Regions from separate parts of the Homo sapiens genome. Here all the other regions are linked to region 3. A link is an interaction called in ENCODE POLR2A ChIA-PET data of the cell type or tissue named here. Cell type or tissue: Caco-2. All regions are shown on one strand. Links, peaks and the distances in the headings refer to the core of each region. The heading gives the core; the rest is flanking DNA.

Evidence for each region. Peaks named below come from ENCODE experiments on the same cell type or tissue, not always from the same donor. Only the 100,000 strongest peaks of a DNase experiment are listed, where the experiment ranks them.
Region 1: POLR2A ChIA-PET joins it to region 3 with 5 read pairs; 2 of 35 experiments call an interaction of 5 or more read pairs at or near these places.
Region 2: POLR2A ChIA-PET joins it to region 3 with 5 read pairs; 4 of 35 experiments call an interaction of 5 or more read pairs at or near these places.

Annotation. Positions count from the first base shown.
Region 1 is chr3:56,956,938-56,964,863 of GRCh38, reverse strand. It overlaps ARHGEF3-AS1 (ARHGEF3 antisense RNA 1), which reads right to left. Exons shown (of 3, transcript NR_046572.1): 3 at 4,010-4,284. It also overlaps a transcript of ARHGEF3 not described here. Among named protein-coding and RNA genes, the nearest start is that of ARHGEF3-AS1, 21 kb to the right of the region's middle. In Caco-2, for the core only: no CTCF peak of the experiment used is centred there; no DNase peak of the experiment used is centred there.
Region 2 is chr3:56,741,517-56,749,442 of GRCh38, reverse strand. It overlaps ARHGEF3 (Rho guanine nucleotide exchange factor 3), which reads left to right. Exons shown (of 10, transcript NM_019555.3): 7 at 3,981-4,238. Among named protein-coding and RNA genes, the nearest start is that of ARHGEF3, 56 kb to the left of the region's middle. In Caco-2, for the core only: no CTCF peak of the experiment used is centred there; no DNase peak of the experiment used is centred there.
Region 3 is chr3:57,192,853-57,200,778 of GRCh38, reverse strand. It overlaps HESX1 (HESX homeobox 1), which reads left to right and starts at 801. Exons shown (of 4, transcript NM_003865.3): 1 at 801-1,017; 2 at 1,827-2,026; 3 at 2,287-2,388; 4 at 2,484-2,941. The coding sequence starts at 861. The coding sequence ends at 2,582. RefSeq lists an enhancer at 511-1,108. In Caco-2, for the core only: no CTCF peak of the experiment used is centred there; a DNase peak (open chromatin) is centred at 3,678; H3K4me3 peaks cover 1,331 bases.

The sequences.
Region 1 (7,926 bases), core at 1,650-6,649, 240 kb after region 3:
CTTCTGCCTTTTTAGCATGGTTTTCCTTTGGCTTGGCCTACTTTTCCCTTTTCTCATCACCTGTTGAGTCCTTCTTCTCTGTTAGGTCTCAGAGAGGCCTCATTTTCTCTGGGAGGTCTTTCTGGCTCCTCAAACTTTGGTCGAGACCCTGCGGCACTCCTCACTACCACTTAAAAAAAAGCAATTTGCCATGTTGTAATTTTTTGGAGGGGAACAGGGTGGATCTGAATGCCCTGTGAGGACATGAAAGCAGGAACTGAATTTCTTGTCCACTGCTGATCTCTAATGTCTGGCACCATGCCTGACATGTAGTAGCTGCTCAATAATATTGGTGAACAAATTAGTGGGTGAGCTCCCACGAGTAGAGTACAGACCCATTCTCCAAAGGTGAGGGCTCTCTTTAAGGGGCCATTCTCAGCTGGACTGCTGGAAAGAGGATTCAGCTAGTGACTGAGAAATTGTACCAGCTGACCATTTCTGAGGTTCTGTGATTTTTTTTTTTTTTTTTTTTTTGAGACAGTCTTGCTCTTTCACCCAGGCTGGAGTGCAGTGGCACGATCTCGGCTCCCTGCAACCTGTGCCTCCCGGGTTCAAGTGATTCTCATGCCTCAGCCTCCCAAGTAGCTGGGACTACAGGCATGCACCACCATGTACAGTAATTTCTGCATTTTTTTAGTAGAGACGGGGTTTCACCATATTTTCCAGACTGGTCTCAAACTCCTGACCTCAGGTGATCTGCCTGCCTCGGCCTCCCAAAGTGCTGGGATTACAGGCGTGAGCCACCGCATGCAGCCTCTGTGATTCTTTTTTCCCGTAATTTATGAGGAAATAAAGAGTTGGAGTTGCAGCCATGGCATGAGTAGAATGAAGCTGAGTGTGACTCATTGAGCCATAGAAATGTTATTGGGATGTCCCTTTGTTCAAGAGAGAGACAGGCCAAAGTGATGAGCTTTCTATTCTGCAAACTACCTCTTCACAGTGAGCTTCTCCACAAAGAATTGGGTCTTCACCTGGCTAAACACCTGCCAGTCTCTCATCAACTATGTCCTAAAAACAGAAACTAAAAAGATGTTTAAGTGAAAGAAGCCATTATCTTCTTAAGTGGTTCAATCAGAATAAAAATACCTGGCACAGGTGGTACCACATTCGGCACAGATTTCTCTTAAAAAATATAGCTGTTTGATTTTTCTAGTTATGCTACAATTGTTCTGATGGATAAAGAGAGGTAAAACGAGAAAAGACGAAAAAAGTTTCGTTAGCAAGATGTTCTGGGTTAAGAATTCAGACAGTAAAATATTTAAAACATATACAACTTGCTGACGAAGGTGGTAGTCTTTGAGAAGGGAAAGTGGAGTTAGGAAATTAGAAAAGAGAAGTCTCTTTTCATGGTTACCTCAGGTCCAGATTTGTGGCCATGTTGTTATCTAAAACAAATATTCATAACACATTGAAGCCTTTGTTTTCTTTTGTGTATATTTTACCCAGTCCTTAAGAGTGAGATGTAAATTTCATTGGCCCTCCAATATGAGCCTCACCAATGATAATGGTAACTAACATTTACCCTTACTGGGTTAAAGAAGGAGTCTTCTCATAATGATAATAGCTAATTTGAGTACCTACTAAGTGCCAGACTCCCTGCTAGCCATTTTTTTTAGTACATGAATTTATTCCTTCAATTTTGTGAAAAGGGATTATTAGCCCCACTTTACAGATGAGAAAATGGAGGCTCAGAGGGAGTAGAGAGTAGGGAACTTGCTTGAAGTCCCCCACCAAGAAAGGGAGGGAGCCACTATTAGAACCCCAAGCTGGCTCTTCCCTAAACACCATGTTCTGAGCCCCACACAGTGCGCAGACAGCAGGAGCAGTCTAAATACATGTTCAATTCTGAACCCATACTAAGAAGCTGTTGTATAAGTGGTCGCTAAACCTCTTCTCAAGGTGACGAGAAACAGTCACATTTGTTTTCACATGGTGGGAAAATAAATTCTGCACTAACCCTAAGGCCTATTGCTGCTGACCTTATTCTGTTTGATTCCAGACACATACACTTGAATTTGAGATCATTCCCTAACTGAACCTTGAATGCTGATTTTTCTCTGCTACTGTGGGCATTTCTCCATTTCTATTATGAGCTTTCCCAAGGGTGGGGAGCTTGTGGCTTTTCTTTCCCACCTTTTGTAAGGTTGTAACCTCCCTCCACAATAGCAGCCCCCCAACTCCAACCCCTCCAACAATCTTGGAAGTTTCTCTCTTGCTGCTCACCCATCCCTGGCTTTCCTGTGAATCCCTCTATGGAAGTGGTCATACTTATCCTTGTGACATCTGTGAGACACTGGGAAATGCTGCCTAGACAGAAGGCTGTGCTTTGTAACCATGTGTGTACACCATGCACAGCCTGCTCACATGAGGAGCCTGAGGGCTGGACACAGACGATAGACACGCCCTCCAAGCCTTGTTCAGAAGCTCAGCTGAGTGTCTTTGTGTCTGGGAAACCTGCAGCATCAAGTGCTATTTTCTCACTTGGACTTTTGCTGATTGTGCAAAATACTGCTTCTACAATAGAAGAAATATACCCAGGACTGAGAGGCCCCTCCTTTGGTGAGGACCTGGTGTTGGTGCTTCCGTGATGGTGCACTTTATGCTGCTAGGATCCTTCACCAGCTTCATCAAGAAGCCTTCTCATCAGTATGGTTCTCCTTCCCTGAATCTGTGCATTAAAGCCACCTGGGTGGTAGTGTTTGGCTGGGGAGAAGGAGGAAATTATCAGGAGGCTATTATGGTATCAGGATATAATTTTCAAACATTTGTTATTATTTTTAGAGACAGGGTCTCCCTCTGTCACCCAGGCTGGGGGGCAGTAATATGATCATAGCTCGTTGCAACCTCAAACTTCTGGGCTTAAGCAATCTTCCTACCTCAGCCTCCCAAGTGGTTGGGACTACAGGCAGGCACCACAATGCCCAGCTAATTTGTTTTTATTTTTAGCGGAGATGGTGTTTCCCTATGTTGCCCAGGCTGGTCTTGAACTCTTGCCTTCAAGTGATCCTCCCACCTTGGCCTCCCAAAATGCTGGGATTACAGGCATGAGTCTTGTGCCTGGCCTAGAATTGTTAAGAGGGACTGTAGCTAATGTGAATGACCGGAAGCCTGAATGGTGGTGGGATGAGAGGAAGGTGGGAGCTAACAATTAGGGACAGCCCTTCTCTCGGTAGGTCTCCTGGCAGCTTCTCCAGCTGACAGGGACACTTAAGTTGCCCAACAGTATCCCGAATGGACAGATTTGCTCTGATGCTTTTTCTTTGGCTATGAGGCCTGATGGTGGGAAGCCCTGCTAAGCTGCTGCCCTCCCACAAGGAACCCCCAGGCAGCTTTCTTTCAGGGGTATGCTTTGCCCTGTTTGGGGGGACTTCTCTTCATGTGAGAGGGACTGCATCCTCTGGATCTGGAGTCAGACACATCTGGGTTTGAATCCCAAATTGGCCACCAAATAGCTGTGTGACTTCTGGCATGTGGTTTAACCTCTCTGAGCCTCAGTTTATCTCATCTATAAAATGCAGTAGTGACAATGTTCCCACTATATCATATTACATAATGTTATATAAAATTATGATGTAAGATTATTTATTTAAATGTATGTAATGCCATTATAATATATTGTGTATAAAATGTTATATAACACTGTTATAATGCTGTCTGTATGTCATGTATTTACATTATAACATAATAAGCTACCTTATAAGATTATTGTGAGACTTAGAGTACCTAAAGTGCTTAGTCCTGGGCACATCTGTAATTGAATCTGTGTTAATTATTGTGATAATTGACATTATGTGTGATCTTCTGTGGATTGCAACATGTAAGATAAAGACACATTTACTCAGAATGTTCTGGTATATATTGTTACTTTAGAAGCAATGAATTCCATCAAATAGTTAGGAAAGCAAAGCCCAGTTATGACTGAGAGGGAAGGGAGTGGTATCCAGGGAGAAGTATTGTTGAAATCCAAAAATTTTGTTTTAAAACAGACATTTATTTTCAGAAGGACTTAGGCCAACATGTAACTTAATGGAGAAGGGTATGAAACATAAATAACCACCCACATGTTCTCTGTCTTGCGATCTTATTAGCCTGGGTTTTTATTGCTTACGTGTGGGTGAAGAGGAGGTTGAGGCAGGAGGGGGCCTGGTTTAAAGGCACATCAGGTGGGAGTTCCCATAGTTTTGGTGAGTTGCCCTGGCTCTTCTGTGTCAGCCCTGCATCCTGGGTTGAATGCTGTTCTTGGAGCTAGGTGTTGAGAGAGAAAGGGGGACAGGGGCACCACGCTGACAGCTGGTAAAAACAGCAATGACAGAACCAGAGTTAGAGTCCTCATCTCATCTTGACTCAACACAGAGGGTATTATTTCCCCTGTTTTGCATGTAAGAAAACCAAAGCTCAAGAAATTAAGCCTCGTGTTCAGAGTCACAGCGCTAATAAACACCATGGTATTTGAGGTCAGACAACTAAGAACAGAATCCCAATTTCATCTGTGTGATCAGAATCAAAGCACTTAATATCCCTAGGCGTCAGTGCTCTTATCTATAAAATGGGTACAATAATGCATCCTAACTCACAGGGTGAGAGTCATGGGATTAACTATGTAAAATATTAGCATATGCTTTTTAAAGTGCTCAGTATTGGTTAGTTGCTGCTATTATTGTAATTACCTTGTATTTTATCTCTTTTGTATGGTAGAGCAATCAAGATTTTTACTCAGCTCTAACATACCACAAAGCCTGTACACTGGTCACTACATGCTTTCTGCCTTGCATTATTGCTGATTACAGCAGAAAGGTCAAGGTAAAAGTGACTATTGTGTAACCAACCTTTTGGGGTTTGTTTGTTTCTGAGATGGAGTCTCGCTCTGTCACCCAGGCTGAGTGCAGTGGTGCAATCTCGGCTCACCGCAACCTCTGCCTCCCGGGTTCAAGCGATTCTCCTGCCTCAGCCTCCCGAGTAGCTGTGATCACAGGTGCCCACCAGCATGCCTGGCTAATTTCTGTATTTTTAGTAGAGATGGGGTTTCACCATGTTTGCCAAGCTGGTCTTGAACTCCTGACCTCAAGTGATCTGCCTGTTTCGGCCTCCCAAAGTGCTGGGATTACAGACGTGAGCCACCGCACCTGGCCAGCCTTTTGGTACATCAGTGACTAAAGCCCCAGGAAAAGTCCAAGGTGGATGCTTTTCAGAGATGCTTTTCAGCAAACATGAAATCTGAATATCCATATTGACAGACATCACATGTTTTAGGGGAGTAATTTATCCATAAAAATATTGAAAAAGGTATTCCTGTAGTTATATTGGCAGCTACAAAATTTGATTAGGAGACAGAAATAAGGTGCTTCTGGTGTGCCTGGAGTCTCTTTGTGCTGGTCTGTCTTGAAGCTGCCTCCACTGCCTCTAAGGAAATTGATTCATGTTGAGAGGTTAACAGGTGAGGAAACCAGTTTCAGCTTGTTACGCGGGGGCTAAATGTCCCGTTGATGGTTGCTTTAAAAACCTGGAGCTCAAATGTACCCCTTGTTGGAACTCCCCAGCATGTCTGTGTGACAAGGGAGAGTTCCAGGCTGAGCTGAAGCTATACATCTCCTGATAGTGTCCATGTGGGAATTGAGTCTATGTGAAAATTCAAGACAAAGATTGGGAGTCTGGTCTGACTTTTTTATTGCATCCAGGTTGCGTGTTAGATTTTATTTTACTTTATACAGATGAAGGGCTATTTTAAGGGACTCTGGGACTTTCCTGCTGGGGAACTGAGAAGGAGTTTGGGGTGAATTTGGCTGCTGAAGATTGCAGAGCTGTTGAAAACTCCATCCACCTTGTTTGGGCCATTTCTTGAGGCATCTCTCTTTTTGATAAACCTGCATTTGAAAGCAGTGACTTCCTCTGAATATCCAACCACTGAATAATGAATACATTGTCTTTTCTCTTCTAGGCCTAAACGGCAGCGGCAAAACAACTTTCCCATGTTTCCCTCTCCTAAAGCCTGGAATTTCAGAGGGGTAAGTGTTGCCCTGGGTAGCCCCTGCTGTTAAATGTCCTATTATGGATACATGCTCTGGCCTCCAGAACGGACGCTGTTAGGGTTGGTTTTACTAATCAAAGTCTCCATCAGGAGCGCATCTGTGCTTTACCACTTGGGGAAGTCACACTTGAATCAGTGGTTGTGGGTTAAGTAAAAACTCCAAGTGGTGGCCAGGCGTGATAGCTCATGTCTGTAATCCCAGCACTTTGGGAGGCCAATGTGGGAGGATCGCTTGAGCCTAGGAGTTTGAGACCAGCCTAGGCAACATGGCGAAGCTGCTACTCTACAAAAAAAAATATGAAAATTAGCTGGGCACGGTGGCATGTGCCTGTAGTCCTAGCTACTCAGGAGGCTGAGGTGGGAGGATCACTTGAGCCCAGGAGACGGAGGTTGTGGTGAGCTGAGATCATGCCACTGCACTCCAGCCTGTGCAACAGAACGAGACTCTGTCTAAAATTAAAAAAAAAAAAAAAAAAAAAATTCAAGTGGCCCAGTAAGCTTCTGCTGACATTCACCTGCCCTGAGGGTCTTGGGCTGCAGGAAGCATCTTGTGAAGAAGCTAAGAAGTGTCAAGGTTGCTGAGGCAGGCATTGGGGCTGTTTTCTTTGGAACCTGGAGGGAACCAGTGTACAATGAAGGAAAAAAGAAATCAGAAATGTAGAGTTTATTAATCTGTAGATTTATGCCTTCACAGGGAGCTTTGTTTTCCAGAAGGAGAAGTCTGTAAGCTTTAAACAGATTTTAGGAATCATAAAATTTGACCAAGCACAAAGCAATCAACCTTGCTTGGGAGATATAGAGGTATAGGAAGGGTCAGATTGAACTTCTTGATGCAAGGTTGTCTTCCTCAGCATAATAGTGATGATAATAATAATAATAGCCACAGTGTATGGAGGTCCTGCTGTGTGCTAAAGTGAATTCTAGCGCTAATCTCAGGAGCAAAACTTGCATCTGTAGAGAATGCTCTGAGCTCTTTTTCACTTCCAGGCCTTTGCACATGTTCCTTCTGCCTAGAGCACTCTCTTTGCCTAGCACCACACTCCTACACACACTGCTCCGGGCCCACACACTTTACCCACTGGGTCTCAGCCTTGACATCACCTCCTCTTGGAAGAAGCCCTCATGACCACCCCCTGAATCTGAGTTCCTGAATCTCCTATGTACCCCTGCAGTTTCTTACTATTGTGCTTAGTCCTTACTGAAATTTAAGATTGGAAGACTCAGGCATGAAGAGTGTAGCAACCTTGTCTTTCTCTCTTGTTCACTACTGTATCTCTGGGCCTAGTACAGTGCCTAGCACATGTATGCTTAATTAATTTGTCAGATGAATGAATGGAATGAATGAATACCTTTCTCACATCCATCTGATACCAAATACTTTTCTTGCATCCATCCACATGTTACCTTTAGATTGCGTTTCAAGTTCAGGTCTTTAGTCTTTTTAATACTGTTCTGACTGGTTCTATTCACACTTTAAAATCTTGTATAGATCTCAGTCATTTTCTCCAAGTGTCTTATTAAAAATAAATATAGATCATGGAACTATTTTAGCTCAGGTTACAATATGCTTTTTATTGAGTACAAAGAGAAATGTGTTGACTTCTGAAATAGATGTGCATGTCTTACTGAATGCAAGTCATGCACTTCCTAAGTCATTTATGGTTTTGTGGGTAGGATCTCCATTTCTCAAAGTGTATCCAGTTGTGTGATCATAACCATTAAGTACAAAAGGCTTGTGTGGTCAGATCTATTTGGGACATACTGAGTGTATTAAACTAAATATGCTCGCTACTGCAGGGCTTCTCAGAGCCTTTGAAGTGTTGATGTACGTGGAGACTCCATAAGGAGAACTGGTGGAGTTT
Region 2 (7,926 bases), core at 1,650-6,649, 450 kb after region 3:
ACAGGACTACATGGTTTCCTTAAGCATCATATGCAAATTGTCAGTTTATGCCAGAAGCAAAATTGTAGGAATTTGCCTTGTTAGTAACTTTTTGCTGAAATAAACATTTGTCACGTTTATTAGAAAATTGGTTTGATCTGGGAGCAGCTTTGCAGTCATTTTCTGTACATACCCAAAGGAAGTGTGACCATGCTGGCCCATTGCTATCTGGATGCTTCAGACATCAAATGAGGACTTGGATCTTGAAGAGCAGCCTAAAATTAAACAACTGGCCCGTTGTTGCCAGACTTCGTGAGAAATGGCCCTTATTTATCAGGCCTGACAAGCTGTTAAATGTTTTTCCTCTTTTAACTGCAGATGTGTCCGTCTGAGTGGGAACAGTAAACCTAGGGGTACATATGTTTGAGTTCTTGTATTTTTAACAGAACAAAATAAACATCTTAGTGGACTTTGGATGAGAAGAGTCCCATTCGACCCATGAAAAATTGATTTATTTTCTCCGCAAAGGAAAAAAGGGGGGTGGGGGGGAACCCTTTTAAACAAGTGAGCCTTCCAAGTGGGACAGCCCTGGCCAGTCCTTTTGACCTTAGAATGAATCAATTACTTTTACTTTGAAGACCTTAAACAGAGTGGTTGCTTTTTTTCAGGGAACTACCCCGGTTACTGAGAATCAGTGTCCCCGCTCCCTAATGGGTCAGCCTGTTTGAGTAAGCCTTCCCTAGCATAAAGAAACAACTTCCCAAGTGACTTATCTCTATGCCAACGTTTTTTCAATGATGAAATACTTTATAAGCTCTCCAAGGCAGAAAGTTCTCATGTTAATTTGTTGTCTCACTAAATTTTAATTCCCAGGAAAGAGCCAGAGTACATGGAAGCAAAAAAAAAAAAAAAAATAGATTTTTTCACAATATTAGGGGGATAAAAGAACTTCTTTAAAAAGTGAGTTTCCCTTATAAATTCTTGATAGTCTATTTAATAAAGAGATGGTGAATAGTTCAGAACTCTGAGGGTAAAGGGGAAGCAAGAACAAGCTTCAGACTCTCGTTTTGTCTCCAGCTGAGCAAGTAGCTTTGGTTCTCTAAACGACAGTTTCTTCAATAAAAATATTCTAGGGCCCAAGCACAGTGGCTCACGTCTGTAATCCCAGCACTTTGGGAGCCTGAGGCGGGTGGATCTCTTGAGCCCAGGAGTTGGAGACCAGCCTGGGCAACATGGCGAAACCCTGTCTCTACAAAAAAAATATTAGCTGGCATGGTGGTGCATGCCTGTAGCCCTAGCTATTTGAGAGGCTGAGGAGGGAGAATTGTTTGAGCCTGGGAAGAAGAGGCTGCAGTAAGCCATGATCATGCCACTGCTCTCCACCTGAGCAACAAAGGGAGACCCTATCTCGAAAACAAAGAACTTCTTGGGACAAGTAATAATAGCTAGTACTTACTGATTCTATATCAGAAGCCAAGCTCCATGCTACACATTTTGTATGCTTTACCTCATTAAGGGAGAGGGGGACATTAGTATATACATTTTGTAGGTGGAGACACTGAGGCTTGGAAGAGTCACTGACAGCTGTGTGAGTTAGGCTTTGAACCTGATTCTCCCTATTACTGAGTCTGTCCTTTTTTCCGAGACAGTCTCTCTCTGTCGCCAAGGCTGGAGTGCAGTGATGTGATCTCAGTTCATTGCAACCTTTGGCTTCTGGGTTCAAGCGATTCTTGTGACTCAGCCTCCCAAGAAGCTGGGATTACAGGCATGCACCACTATGCCCGGCTAATTTTTATATATTTTAGTAAAGACGGGATTTTGCCACGTTGCCCAGGCTGGGCTCAAACTCCTGACCTCAAGTGCCTCCCAAAGTAATATGATTACAGGCGTGAACCACCGCACCCGGCCTAGTCTCTTTAACTGCATTTTCACCTCTCATTCTGAATAAGGGAGTGTCTGTATTTGAGAACCAGATCTTGTACATTATTCACCCTGTGTAGTTAAAGATCACTTGGGGCCTCTCCTAGCCGGTGACTGAACCAGATAGCCTTTCAGGTCATGCCCAGGAAATGAGCACCCTGTCAGGTGAGAGCACAGGACCAGAGCCCCATTTGGTTGCCATGGTAGCAGGGCAGCAGGATCACAGGGAGCAGTGGCCCATTGGACAGTGAGCAGCAGTGTGGTCGAGGTTCCTCACTAGTTTACATCCAATGGTTACTGCTGATTTGTTTCTTCCTAATGAAAACATTGGGCATTTCCAGATCTTTTTAAAAGGTGAGGAAGTGGAAATTAAATGAAGAGGGCCTGAGGCCCTTTTTAATTAACTCTGAAAGTCTAAATTACAAGCCACAGTACCACGTTTGGGTTCTCTCTCTCTCTCTCTCTCTCTCTCTCTCTCTGTGTGTGTGTGCGCGCATGTATAAGTACCAATTATCATTACTTTCAAATAATAATAGCTAGTACTTACACAAATATAAGGTTGAGGGAAAAAATGTCTGCAACTCTTTAACACAAGTAGAGATTTTTAATAACATGTAAGGAAGGTAGACATTTCAAAGGAATGTTAAGCTCAATAGTAAGCTTGTAAAATATTACTTTCCTGGTATCCTTTTTATGGTTTCAGTCACTGAGGAAATAATTTCAATAAGAGGTGTAAAAGCTGCAGCAGAGTATTTAAAGTTTCAGATGCTGCCATACTTTATTTATTTTTATGTATTTATTTATTTTTTTTTTTGAGACAGAGTCTCACTCTGTTGCCAAGGCTGGAGAGCAGTGGCATGATCTCGGCTCACTGCAACCTCTGCCTCCCGGGTTCAAGAGAGTCTCCTGCCTCAGCCTCCTGAGTAGCTGGGATTACAGGTGTGTGCCACCATGCCTGGCTAATTTTTGTATTTTTAGTAGAGATGGGGTTTCACCATGCTGGCCAGGCTGGTCTTAAACTCCTGACCTCGTGATCCGCCTGCCCCGGCTTCCCAATGTGCTGGGATTACAGGCACGAGCCACTGCGCCTGGCCGCCATACTTTATTTTTAAGCAAGGTTCACAAACCATCAAATATTACCTAATCTTGTAATCCATTAAACATGCATTTATTTGTTCATTCAGAACACAGAGTGTCTGCCATATAGTAGGCCCAATGCAAAGTAGTGAGGATACAGAAATGAAAGACACTCCTTTGCCAGTGTCTTGCACTGAATCCCTCTGAAGAGCAGGTGTTACAAGGGACTAGGGCTTCCTAGTACAAGAGAAAGAAACAAAAGCAGTTAGGCCATTGGCTGCATTTGATTGCTTCTGGTAACTTTCTGGAGGCTGATAGCTCTTAGATTAGAACACCAAGGCAGAAAAAGTGGATGAGAAGCCTTTTCCGTTGAATCTCTGACATGGTATTTGCACAGTGTGACTGATGGGATGTGTCAGAGAAATTAGCATTTTGCTAGAATGAAGGCAGTGAAGGTTAAATGTTCCAAAGTCTTTAAGCTTAAATTGTTCGTTACATAGTATTGTACAGGCTCACGCCTGTAATCTCAGCACTTTGGGAGGCCGAGGCGGGCGGATCACGAGGTCAGGAGATGGAGACTATGCTGGCTAACACGTTGAAACCCCATCTCTACTAAAAATACAAAAAATTATCCGGGCATGGTGGCGGGCGCCTGTAGTCCCAGCTACTCAGGAGGCTGAGGCAGGAGAATGGCGTGAACCCGGGAGGTGGAGCTTGCAGTGAGCCGAGATAGTGCCATTGCACACCAGCCTGGGTGACAGAGCGAGACTCCGTCTCAAAAAAAAAAAAATTGCTTTGTGAAAGCAAGCCAGAGCCTAAGAAAATTGTCCACTGCCTGCCATGTTGAAGATTCCACTAGTTTCCTCCAGCCATGCAGATAAAGGAATGTCAGCCAGACCCAGAGACCAGTTAGGTGTTTGTTCAGTCCCAATAAATGATGCCACCGTAGCCTCAGAGCTCAATTATTTTGACATTCCAACCTTCTCTTTCTGTTTCCTTCTTAGCTCCCTTGCCTCAGCTCCTATGATAGCTACTGCAGCAATCAAGTAGCCGCCAAAGCTCTGCTGGACCACAAAAAGCAAGATCACCGAGTCCAGGATTTCCTACAGCGATGTTTAGAATCCCCCTTTAGCCGCAAACTAGATCTCTGGAATTTCCTCGATATTCCAAGAAGCCGCCTGGTAAAATACCCTCTGCTTCTCCGAGAAATCTTGAGGCACACACCAAATGATAATCCAGATCAGCAGCACTTGGAAGAAGCTGTAAGTTTGTCTGTTTCCTTCTCTCTCTTCTTGTTATTTCCACCATAATGGCTGGTGGATTGGGTCAGTGGGTGAATGGAAGAGTCCCTGGGTACTTAGTACTCAGGAATCTTGGGTTCCAGGCCTGGCACTGCCATCAACCATGTTTTGATTTTGCAAGTCACTTCTCATCTTTCTGCCTCAGTTTCCTAAACTGTAAAATGCAGTGCTTACATGAAACACGCTGTAAGGTCCCTTAGTAAAATTCTTAATTTTATACAGGTGACTCTAATCTGGTGTTACAGTTGCTGTCTGTGAGGGACAAGATCTTTGTGTATATTTTAAATTTTGTTTAGTTAGAAAATAGTAAGTTGCCTTTTAGCCTAGCCCCAAAACTCATTTGTGAAGTGGACATCCATTTAAAATCTAGCTCCATTTAGCCCCCGATTACAGTGGCTTGCCTTGTCAAACCTCCTGCTCACTAGTGGGATCCTCACTCAGCAAATGTTTGTTGAGTGTGGGCCAGGCACGATGGCTCATGCCTGTAATCCCAGCACTTTGGGAGGCCGAGGTGGGCAGATCACTTGAAGCCAGGAGTTCAAGACCAGCCTGGCCAAAAAAGCAAAACCCTGTCTCTACTAAAAATACAAAAAAAAAAAATTAGCTGGGCGAGGTGGCATATGCCTATAATCCCAGCTACTCAGGAAGGTGAGGCACAAGAATCGCTTGAGCCTGGGAGGTGGAGGTTGCAGTGAGCTGAGATCACGCCACTGCAACTCCAGCCTGGGCAACAGAGTGAGACTCTTGTCTCAAAAAAAAAAAAAAAAAGGTTTATTGAGTGTGGGCTGGGTAATCTGGGAAATATATATTTTTCCCTAGCAGCAATAGAAGACGAGGAAAAATGGGGTGCACATCATGAGAATATTGTAAACTGTGAGCATTCCACCCAGAGAGCACCGTTCTGGTTGAGGTACTCTGCATGGTAGAGATGGCAGATGGCAGGCCACGGGGAGCGGGTGGCCTGAGCAAAGGTATAAGGAAATGACAGGACAGGTCGTGCCTGGGGAATATCATGGATCAGTTGGCCTGGGGTTAGGGGTCCTCTGAGAAAGCAGCAGGAGAGAAGACAGAGGATGTGGGTTCAGATCTGGTTATAGAGGTTTTTAAATATCAATTTAAGAGATTTTTTCCTTTGTCATGCAATTAATTGAAGTTTTTTTTTTGTTTGTTGGTTGGTTTCTAAGTAGCTGGGATTCAGGATTCAAATCCCAGCTCCATCATTTACAAGCTCTGTAACCTTGGACACATACTCTTGGTAGAACAAGGGACTGAGGAGGAAGAGACTGGTGATAGGGATGCAAGTTGGGAGGATGCTGTCCAGGTGTGAAAACCTGATCAAGGAGGTGGCAGTGGGGATAGAGGCTAGCAGACCATTCAAAGGGCTCATTTTCTGATTTAATCTGGGACAATAATAGAAGGAGGATATGCATAGGTAATTTGAAAATCAGAAACCTTGAACCTGCTGAGCAAACTGCCTATTTCCTCCCAGATAGGGGTTTAATAATAAGTAGTAGTAACAACAATCATGGTAATAATTGCTGGCATTGAGTATCTAGTAAATCAACTTTATGTAATTTGCCTCATAGGTTATGTATCTCATTTAACCGTCACAACAGCCTAGGAGATAGCTGTTCTTATTAGGACCATTTTCCAGATGAGGCTTAGAGGGGTTAAATAGCTTGCCCAGGTCCACAGCCAGCAAGTGATGCAGTTGATGTTCAAACCCTGTCAGTGTAGACTCCAAATCCTGTGCCCTTCAACTTCTTTATGATTCTATACCTTGATGCAGAAAGCCTGCCCACTACTTTGAGTTTCTGTTGCCTTTGTAATTGTGGAGAGCTGTCTGGTCACCAGCCTCACTGGTGCAGAACTGGGCTGGGTGCCTCCAAGTAGGATAGAAAAGAAGAATAAAGGACCCTCTTCTGATTCATGAGGTATTCAATGTATCTGGCAGGCCCAACACAGAGATCAGGCCCCCAGTCCAGCACAGATGGGGGACGCAGTCGCTGGGGTTGAGGCCCATCTCACTTCATCATGTCTGTTTTTATTACTGGGAAGAGTGCGATAGAGTTGCCTCCTTTCCATATTTCATCCCAGCAAGTGTGTGGTCTGCAGGAATAAAAACAACAGGGAGCATGAGCTACTCAAAGTCATGACTTTTTTGAAGCATGGGAGCCTGTTCTGAGTTACTGTAAAGATTTCTTTTTAATATGGAGCATGAAAGAATACTGTTCTGTTTTTTTAAAAAATACCCAGTGAGCTAAAGTTTGAATTTAAAAACAGATAAGAATATGATTGTGTGTAATTCAAAATGATGTGCCAGTAACCAGTTTTCCTAGTGCATAAAGTATGAAGCTGTTTTCAAAAGTTCACTCTGCATCTAGTTATTCAGGCAGATCTGTGCATGAAACATGGTATACCTGCATTTGAAAATGTCTGCAAAGCAAGTCTTCCAAATGCCTACTTACACAGTATACGCACAGGATTTTTTTTTTCCCTTTACAGAATCCTCATAGCATTCATTACCCCACATGAACAGAATTATTTAGCCCTGTACTCTTGGGTGCATTATGAATGTTTGATAAACATAAAACATAAAACAAGCACCAATATAGCTTGACAAATATCCCATGAATAAATTTCCCATCAATGAAAAGGGAAAAATCAGAGAGCGCTAAGTAAATTGCTTCCGTTCCAAGAGAGTTGATTGCATTCATACCTATGATTAGATCTAAAAAGAGGTCTTGCCTTTAATGCAGTGCCTAAATTACCACATCTTTATTAGAATTTCATAATAATGCTTTGAGGGTTGATAAAAATTTTTCTCAAAAGAGAACTTCTTAAAATAGGAGTTTGGATATTCAGATATTCCAGAGAACTTGGTTGTTTAGTGTTTTAAATTCTAAGAATTTTTCGGCCAGAAAATGATCCTGCAGAGCATCCCTTCCCCCCACCTCACCACTATTTCTCAACTCCTAAAAAAAAAAAAAATCACTGAAATCAGTGGGAAAAACAGTCCTGCTTTTGATGCAACAGCCGTGAAGACTGCTATTCTTGGTTCATGGCAGGAGCCAGTGAGTATCATGGCACAAGGGACCAGACAGTCAGGGCTTTCAGAGTCCACTTTGAGGATGATGAGTCCAGCACATGTGAGCTTAATCTCTGTACTGTTACCAGGTATCTCTCATCATCTCCCTTTACCAGTCCCTTCCTTCAGTTTGAACCCAGTGAGAGATGCAACAATAAATTTAATTTAAATGGGCAACTACTGTGACTGTTGACTGGCTATTGGCAGCCTACTGTATGTAACTTTATGCCTCCCTGAAATTCTGCAAAATAAATCTCTCTCAAGAACCAATGCAAAGCTGGGCGCGGTGGCTCACGCCTGTAATCCCAGCACCTTGGGAGGCCAAGGCGGGCAGATCAAGAGGTCAGGAGATCGAGACCATCTTGGCTAACACAGTGAAACCCCGTCTCTACTAAAAATACAAAAAATTAGCTGGGCGTGGTGGCAGGCGCCTGTAGTCCCAGCTACTTGGGAGGCTGAGGCAGGAGAATGGTGTGAACCTGGGAGGCGGAGCTTGCAGTGAGCCGAGATTGCCACTGCTCTCCAGCCTGGGCGACAGGGCAAGACTCCATCTCAAAAAAA
Region 3 (7,926 bases), core at 1,308-6,307:
TTCTTTGAAATAACTGTGATAGAGAAATTATTCACTTTAAGTAGTCATGCTTCTAAGTTGCTTGAAGGTGATTACATATGAACCTTCATATAAACATGTATCTCTCTCATTTAAAAGAAAAGAGGAAGGAAAGGAATTAGCCCATTAATTATTTAAAATACTTGGTGCAACTGTTCCTATGAATTAATCCAGGCACTTGGAAGACAATTACACTCCATGTTAATAACATTGCCAACCTTTTCCACTATGCTGCACTCCAAATACTATTGTGTTTTCATTGACAACATTCCCTATTACATATGCATATGAAAAACAGGCATTTTCATCAGAATTACTGTAATAGCATTAAGAGATTATTATTTTTTCCCATTTCCTTGGAAGAAAATTTACTTAAATTAGATTATTTATTACTCGACTGCTCTCGTATCTTGCCTGTATGTTTAGGTAACTGGAGCCCATGAAAGTATAAACTTCAGAATAAAAAGCTTGATTTTATACATTAATGATTTCAAATAAAAGATAAGTGCCACATTTGTGCATCACTTCTTTAGAGAAAGTTAAGTCTGTGTTCTGCTTAGGAGAGATAACACTTTTTGTCCCTGTAGGTGGCCCCCCTGGTGTAGCCATTAGTTGCTAATTACTTGCAAACAAATAAACAATTAACTCCTTAAGCTGCTGGCTGGGCAAGTGTTCATTGACATGCTAAAACTTTCTAAGACAGGATTTTAATTAGTGACGTTCTAAATCCAGCCCCCTTGTCAGCGGAGCTATAAGGTGAACTGCAGGAAGATCCCAGCCCTATACACGTGGGGCAGAGCCAGCAGAGGCCAGAGCTGTTGCTCTGTGCAGACCACGAGAGGATGTCTCCCAGCCTTCAGGAAGGCGCTCAGCTCGGGGAAAACAAACCCTCAACTTGCTCCTTTTCAATTGAGAGAATCTTAGGACTGGACCAGAAGAAAGACTGTGTTCCATTAATGAAACCCCACAGGCCCTGGGCAGACACCTGCAGCTCATCAGGTATGCCACAGCTTAATTGTTTCAATTCTTTGTTATTTCATTTACAGTGTTTAATTTGCCCTTTATTTCATACTACATAGAGCTAGAGTTTAGGACTTTAATTTAATTTATTATTATTATTTATTATTTTTTTTTTTTTTCTGAGACAGAGTGTTGGTCTTGTTGCCAAGACTGGAGTGCAATGGCATAATCTTGGCTCACTGCAGCCTCCGCCTCCTGGGTTCAAACGATTCTCCTGCCTCAGCCTGCCAAGTAGCTGGGATTACAGGCATGCACCACCATGGCCTGCTAATTTTTGTATTTTTTAGTAGAGGGGGGTTTCACCCTGTTGGTCAGGCTAGTCTCGAACTCCTGACCTCAGGTGATCCGCCTGCCTCAGCCTCCCAAAGTGTTAGGATTACAGGCATGACCCACCACGCCCAGCCAGAGTCTAGGACTTTTAATGCCTCCAACTGAGTCCTATGGGAAATTAAAAGAATATCAGCTTTGGATTGAGCAAAGTGGATAAATTCACTCACAGGAAATCCCAAGAACCTGCATTTACTTCAGAAGATCTCTCCCTGTTTGACACATCAGATATTTGAAATCTCTTTTCACTGAAAAATAAACGACATTCAGAGACCAAAGAGGCAGGATTACCAAGACAGGATCTTCATTTTTTATTGGTTTTTGGTTAACGGGGTGCAATTCTCTTGTGAACCCCAGAATTCCACTAGGAAATGAAAGATGAGTTCCTGAAACTACCTCTATAGAACTTTGTGGAACATAAGATTGACCATCTAAGACAGGGCTTATTTTTTTGTTTTTAGGGAAAGATGGTAACTTATGTCTACATGTCCCAAATCCTCCCAGTGGGATTTCATTCCCTAGCGTGGTGGATCACCCAATGCCAGAAGAAAGAGCTTCGAAATATGAAAATTACTTTTCAGCCTCAGAAAGACTGTCTTTGAAAAGAGAGTTGAGTTGGTATAGAGGCCGAAGACCAAGAACTGCTTTTACTCAAAACCAGGTGGGAAGTTTTTTCACCCAATAATGATAATATAAAGGCTTTAATTGACACCAAGTTGAGCAAAAGCCCACTCACTTTGGTATCTCAGTTTAGAAGCCTTATTAATGAAACAGTAGACTACCATATTTTAACAATTTCCAGGTAATCATTTTTAAAAAGGCATCCAGATTAATTGCCAAGATTTAAATGTAGTCATTTTACTCTAGAAATTAAAGCTCATTTTTGGAGACATACTGAATATCAACATTTTTTTTTCTTAGATTGAAGTGTTAGAAAATGTCTTTAGAGTAAACTGCTATCCTGGTATCGATATTAGAGAAGACTTAGCTCAAAAATTGAATCTAGAGGAAGACAGAATCCAGGTAATTTTCAAATTTAGTTGTTATTCATGATGTTGAAATGTTAAGAATAATAAAATAATGTTTCTGAGACCTATTTTATTTTTCCTTAACTTTAGATTTGGTTTCAAAATCGGCGTGCAAAACTGAAAAGGTCCCATAGAGAATCACAGTTTCTAATGGCGAAAAAAAATTTCAACACAAATCTGCTGGAATAGATAGAAAACTAAACAAGTGAAATTATCTTCTAATTGCAGAGCATGAAGAATCAGTGGAAATATTAAGTGTTAAAATGTGATGTTTTCTTTCCTGCATTTAATCTGAATATTGTCATTTTTTCTGAAAATATATTGTAAATACTATTATAGCATGGTACATATTTGGGCACTTTTAGTTATAGTAAAGACCTTTTATATATATTTTAATAAACATTTTCAGAAAAGATTGCTATTTTTTAAGTAAGCCAAATTAATCTAATAAATTAGTTTGTTAAAATCAATAGACTCATGACTAAGTGATTCCACAAGCTGGATTCTAATTATAAAGTATTTCAAGTAAAATAATCTGAAGAACAAAAGTGTGAGTTGTTTTCATTAGTTTCTTCCATGCACATTTTGAAACATAATTATGCTTCACTATATTATAAATTATGATTTATTCATGAATCTTCAACTTCTCTTGATTTATAGCATAAAGCAGTGAGAATTTCTCACCATTTATCAGAACAAATTCTTACAGTATGTTAGTTTCAAGTTTTTTTTCCAAGCAAAGTCATTATGCCAAAGTAGAAATATACAAGCATCAGCTATCATATTTATACCATTGGTATTGAATTGCACAAAAGAAGTAAGCAGCAAATAAATGCAAAATTTTAAATAGTTTTCTAGTTTAATTTTGTACTTTACTTTCATTCATTAGTGATAGTGATCATGTAGCTTATATCTATTTCCAGTTTAAATGATTTCTAATCAACTGCAATATTAAGTTGACTGAGAAGGTAGGATAACTGACCCACCTTTTGTAAGTGCTCTGACATAGTCACTGGAAATAATCAAGGTGCTTTCTAAGTAACAAAAACTATGTGTTTTCATTTCCCATTTTCCCATTTTACCTGCCAATTAAAGATGGGGGGCTGGGCGCGGTGGCTCACGCCTGTAATCCCAACACTTTGGGAGGCCGAGGCGGGCGTATCACGAGGTCAGGAGATCGAGAACACGGTGAAACCCCGTCTCTACTAAAAAAATACAAAAAATTAGCTGGGCGCGGTGGCGGGCGCCTGTAGTCGCAGCTACTCCGGAGGCTGAGGAAGGAGAATGACGTGAACCCGGGAGGCGGAGCTTGCCGTGAGCCGAGATCGCGCCACTGCACTCCAGCCTGGGCGACAGAGCGAGACTCCGTCTCAAAAAAAAAAAAAAAAAAAAAAAAGATGAGAATAGGATAAGATATATAACAAGAAGGGAGCCCTCTCGGCTGGAAATCTGGGCATTTGTTTTCCAGTTAATGGAAGACTTCAGTGGGTGGTTTTTTTTTTTTTTTTTTTTTTTTGAAATGTCAGCTTAAGACTCTGACTTTGTCCACTGGAAGCCAAATTTCAGCTTTGTCCATTTGAATTGAATTCTCCCTTGCTTCTCTTTTCTTTCTGTCCTCTGTCCTTTCTGATGTCCCAGTGATGATCAAGGTGGAAGGTTCTCATTGAATTATTGAATCTATAATCACTATTTTTTATATATAAAAGACTAGAGGGAGTTTGCATATTATTTCTAAGGAAACGCAGCATGACTCAGATTTTAGAGCTTTTTAAAATTATTTACTGAGAGCACATTTGAGGTTGAGAGCTATGTGTCCCAACAATTGGTCAACAATAAGCGTGCTTATTCTATTCCACTGTTGCTGAGATGGAGAGGGAGGAGGAAAAGAAGGGCAACAGGGTAGTTAGGAAGAACATAGGCATTACATGTTTTCCAAAAAAGACTGAGCCACTTTTTCCAATATAAAGAGCTGCTTCCATTCATATAAAAATTGGAAGCACTATTTATGAAATGTATTAGTTCAAATTTATCCACAAAGAGTTTTCTTTGTTCTCCATTAGGTTATTATGAAATTATGTTAAATTGAAAGACTGGAAGTTACCAGGAGTAGGCTCTGGAGGAGTGGGTTGGAGGGGAATGTGTCACATGATGGGTAAGCTTTTATTTTAATTCCAAATTTATTGTCATTCTGTATTCTGCAAACAATATAAGCAGTATAGAAATAGAGTAAAATCCCCCTTGAATCTCATCCTTCAGAGATAACCATCATTAAACATCTTTAAGATCTTTTTGTGTATCACAAAAACATCTTTATATATGTACACACACACATATTTGTTGTTTTTGCTGTTATTTTTTAAAATGTGATCACACTTGATATTCAGTTTTGCGTCTCTCTGACATCCTGCCATGTCAGAATTATAGCTCTGTCTCCTGAACGTCTGCTTGGTTTAGGATAAGATTTCAAGTCTTATACACAATAAGAAAATATTCCACATTATTAATATTAATATTAAAGTATTTTTGAAGTAGTGCTTTTCATAAATTGAGATTTTTCAGAGTAATCATAGTTTATCTAGAATTTCTACAATTAAACCTAATTCCCAAATCTCTGAGGAATGTAAAGATTCTGTGCAAAATGATAGAATCTAGAAAAAAATGAAACACCATCACAGATATCGATTGACAACTAAGAATGCACTTAAGTTTTTTTTTAATTATAAAAACTGGCATACCTCTAAAAAGTCTGGTGAGGAGAGAAACATCATAACCCTAGACCATCATTGTCTCAGTATTTTCCAATGACAATTTTATATAACTGATTTATGTGGCCCTAAAATTCAATTTTATTTATAATTGAAATAAATTGTGTTTACAACTGAACTTATATATTTATAACTGAAGCTACATATGTATAACTGAAATCATTTATAATAGAAATGATATATTTATAACTGAAACATTTATAAGTCAGAAAAATTAAAACAAGAATTTATAATATTAAATAAATAACTATAAATGTAATATGCCTATTTTTTTATATTTTTTGATACTAATAACAATATAAGTTCTATTATAACTTTTGTGAAGCAAGTTCATAATATATAAGAATACTCAAGAAGCAGGGTAATAGAAAAGATTGCTAGTGTATTTCCCCTAAAATCTTTTTTAAAAATCTAAAGATAAAGGCTGATCTTGTTAAAAGAAATAATGAATCAGTAACATTTTTGGAATTACAATTGCTAGAAATTTGGAGAGAATATAATGATATTCAGGGGGAAAATTGGACTCGGGAAAAATCAAGCAAAATGAAAATGGAAAGGAAAACCCGAGATAGAATTATCTTTCCCTCAAAACACGTAGGCTCTAATCCACAGCTTATCTCTGTTCCTGGTAATTCTAGGCCTTTTGTCTCCATTAATGCTCAAGACAAGGTGAACAGTAGTAACAAATCAAGCTAATGCAGTCAGGCTAATACCTGGAGCGTCTCTATTATCTGACAACTGCCTAAATAAGGTTATTTGGTCTCCTGTAATGGCATTTGTCTTTTGTGAAGCCAGCCAGACAAAGCCCATCACTAAAGAGTGCTGCTGGAAACAATGGCTGTGTGTGCTGGTGGTCAACTTTTGAGTTAATCAGTGTTCATAGCCGCTTTCACCTCCTGCATCTTATCACACATCACACGAATGGCATAAATCTCCCATTACCAAACCCAGCACAGAGCATCAACCTGGGCCTTGTTCCTCCCAGCAGAGAGCTGGGAACTGCTCAATTTTCTCAATATGGAACTCAACTCACATTCTGACAAAGGGTGACTTGCTATCTCCATTTCACTGAGCCCCATAGGAATAAAACCCCCTCCAAAGTTAGTCTTTGGATACCTTTCATGGTCATTTTGACTGTTCTGACTCCTGTTGGAACATCAGTCCACAGCACAAGGCAGCTCCTGGTGGCTCTCAACACTCTACACCCCATTAGACTCACTTCTTCTGCCTATGCTTTAATCTTGGATTTCACAGCCTCCAGAATTGTGAGAAATAAATTTCTGTTGTATATAAGCTGCCCAGTCTGTGGCATTTTTGTTATAGAAGCCCAAATGGACTAAGTGTCCACCATGAGCTATGCAATATGGTTCTTCACATGAATATTCCCATTTAATTTTCACAGTCACTCTGCAAAGTGAATATAGGCAATCCACTTTACAAATAAGAAAACCTAGCATCAGATATTTTTATTATGATGATGATTCTTTTTTTTGAGATGGAGTCTTACTCTGTTGCCCTGGCTGGAGTGCAGCGGCATGATCTCGGCTCACTGCAACCTCCACCCGCTGGGTTCAAGCGATTCTCCTGCCTCAGCCTCCCAAGTACCTGGAACTACAGGCGTGCGCTACCATACCCAGCTAATTTTTGTAGTTTTAGTAGAGACAGGGTTTCTCCATGTTGGCCAAGCTGGTCTCAAACTCCTGACCTCAAGAGATCTGCCTACCGCAGCCTACCAAAGTGCTGGGATTACAGGCATGAGCCACCACGCCGGGCCTTTATTATGATTATTATTACCCCATTTTACAGATGAGCTGATTGAAGGACACAGATTAAATGACTTGATCATGGCCACACAGCTGAAGCAGCTCAGCCAGAATTCAGACCAAGTTCTGCCTGACTCCAGAGTTGCCTCTTCCTCTTAAGCCTTCCAGTAGATGGAGTTACTGGCTGTGATGCTAATAGCTAGAAACATGTACTACATTTTTCTTTTCTTCCTCCCTTTCTTCCTTCCTTCCACTTTTTTTTTTTGGCAGGGTTGGGTGGGAGTAGGGGGATGGGATTAAAAGTCTGAGTGTTTGATACCTAAAGTAATCAATAATTACTTAAGTCCCAATAATTTTTTGGAAATAATATTTTCTCTATATATAAATGGCATTTTGTCTAGATAATATGTACATCCTTACCTGTATAAATATTAAGCCTCATTAAGATTTTTTTTTTTTTGTATTTTAAACCTTATTAAGATGTAACAACAATCACTAGATTTAAGTCCTTTTTCCCTGAAATTGCCATCAGAAATTTGTGGAGGCCAGGCATGGTGGCTCACACCTGTAATCTCAGCACTTTGGGAGGCCAAGGCAGGATGATCGCTTGAGGCCAGAAGTTCAAGATCAGCCTGGGCAACATAGTGAGACCGAGGTCTACAAAAAATTAAAAAATTAGCCAGCCATGGTGGTTCACACCTGTAATCCCAGTACTTTGGGAGGCTAAGATGGGCAGATCACTTGAGGTCAGGAGTTTGAGACCAGCCTGGCCAACATGGTGAAACCCCGTGTCTACTAAAAATAGAAAAACTAGCTGGGCATGGTGGCAGGTGCCTGTAATCCCAGCTACTTGGGAGGCTGAGGCAGGAGAATCGCTTGAACCCATGAGGCAGAGGTTGCAGTGACCCAAGACCACCCCCCTGTACTCCAGCCTGGGCAACAGAGCGAGACTCTGTCTCAAAAAAATAAATAAATAAGCTAGGCATGGTGATGTGCACCTGCGGT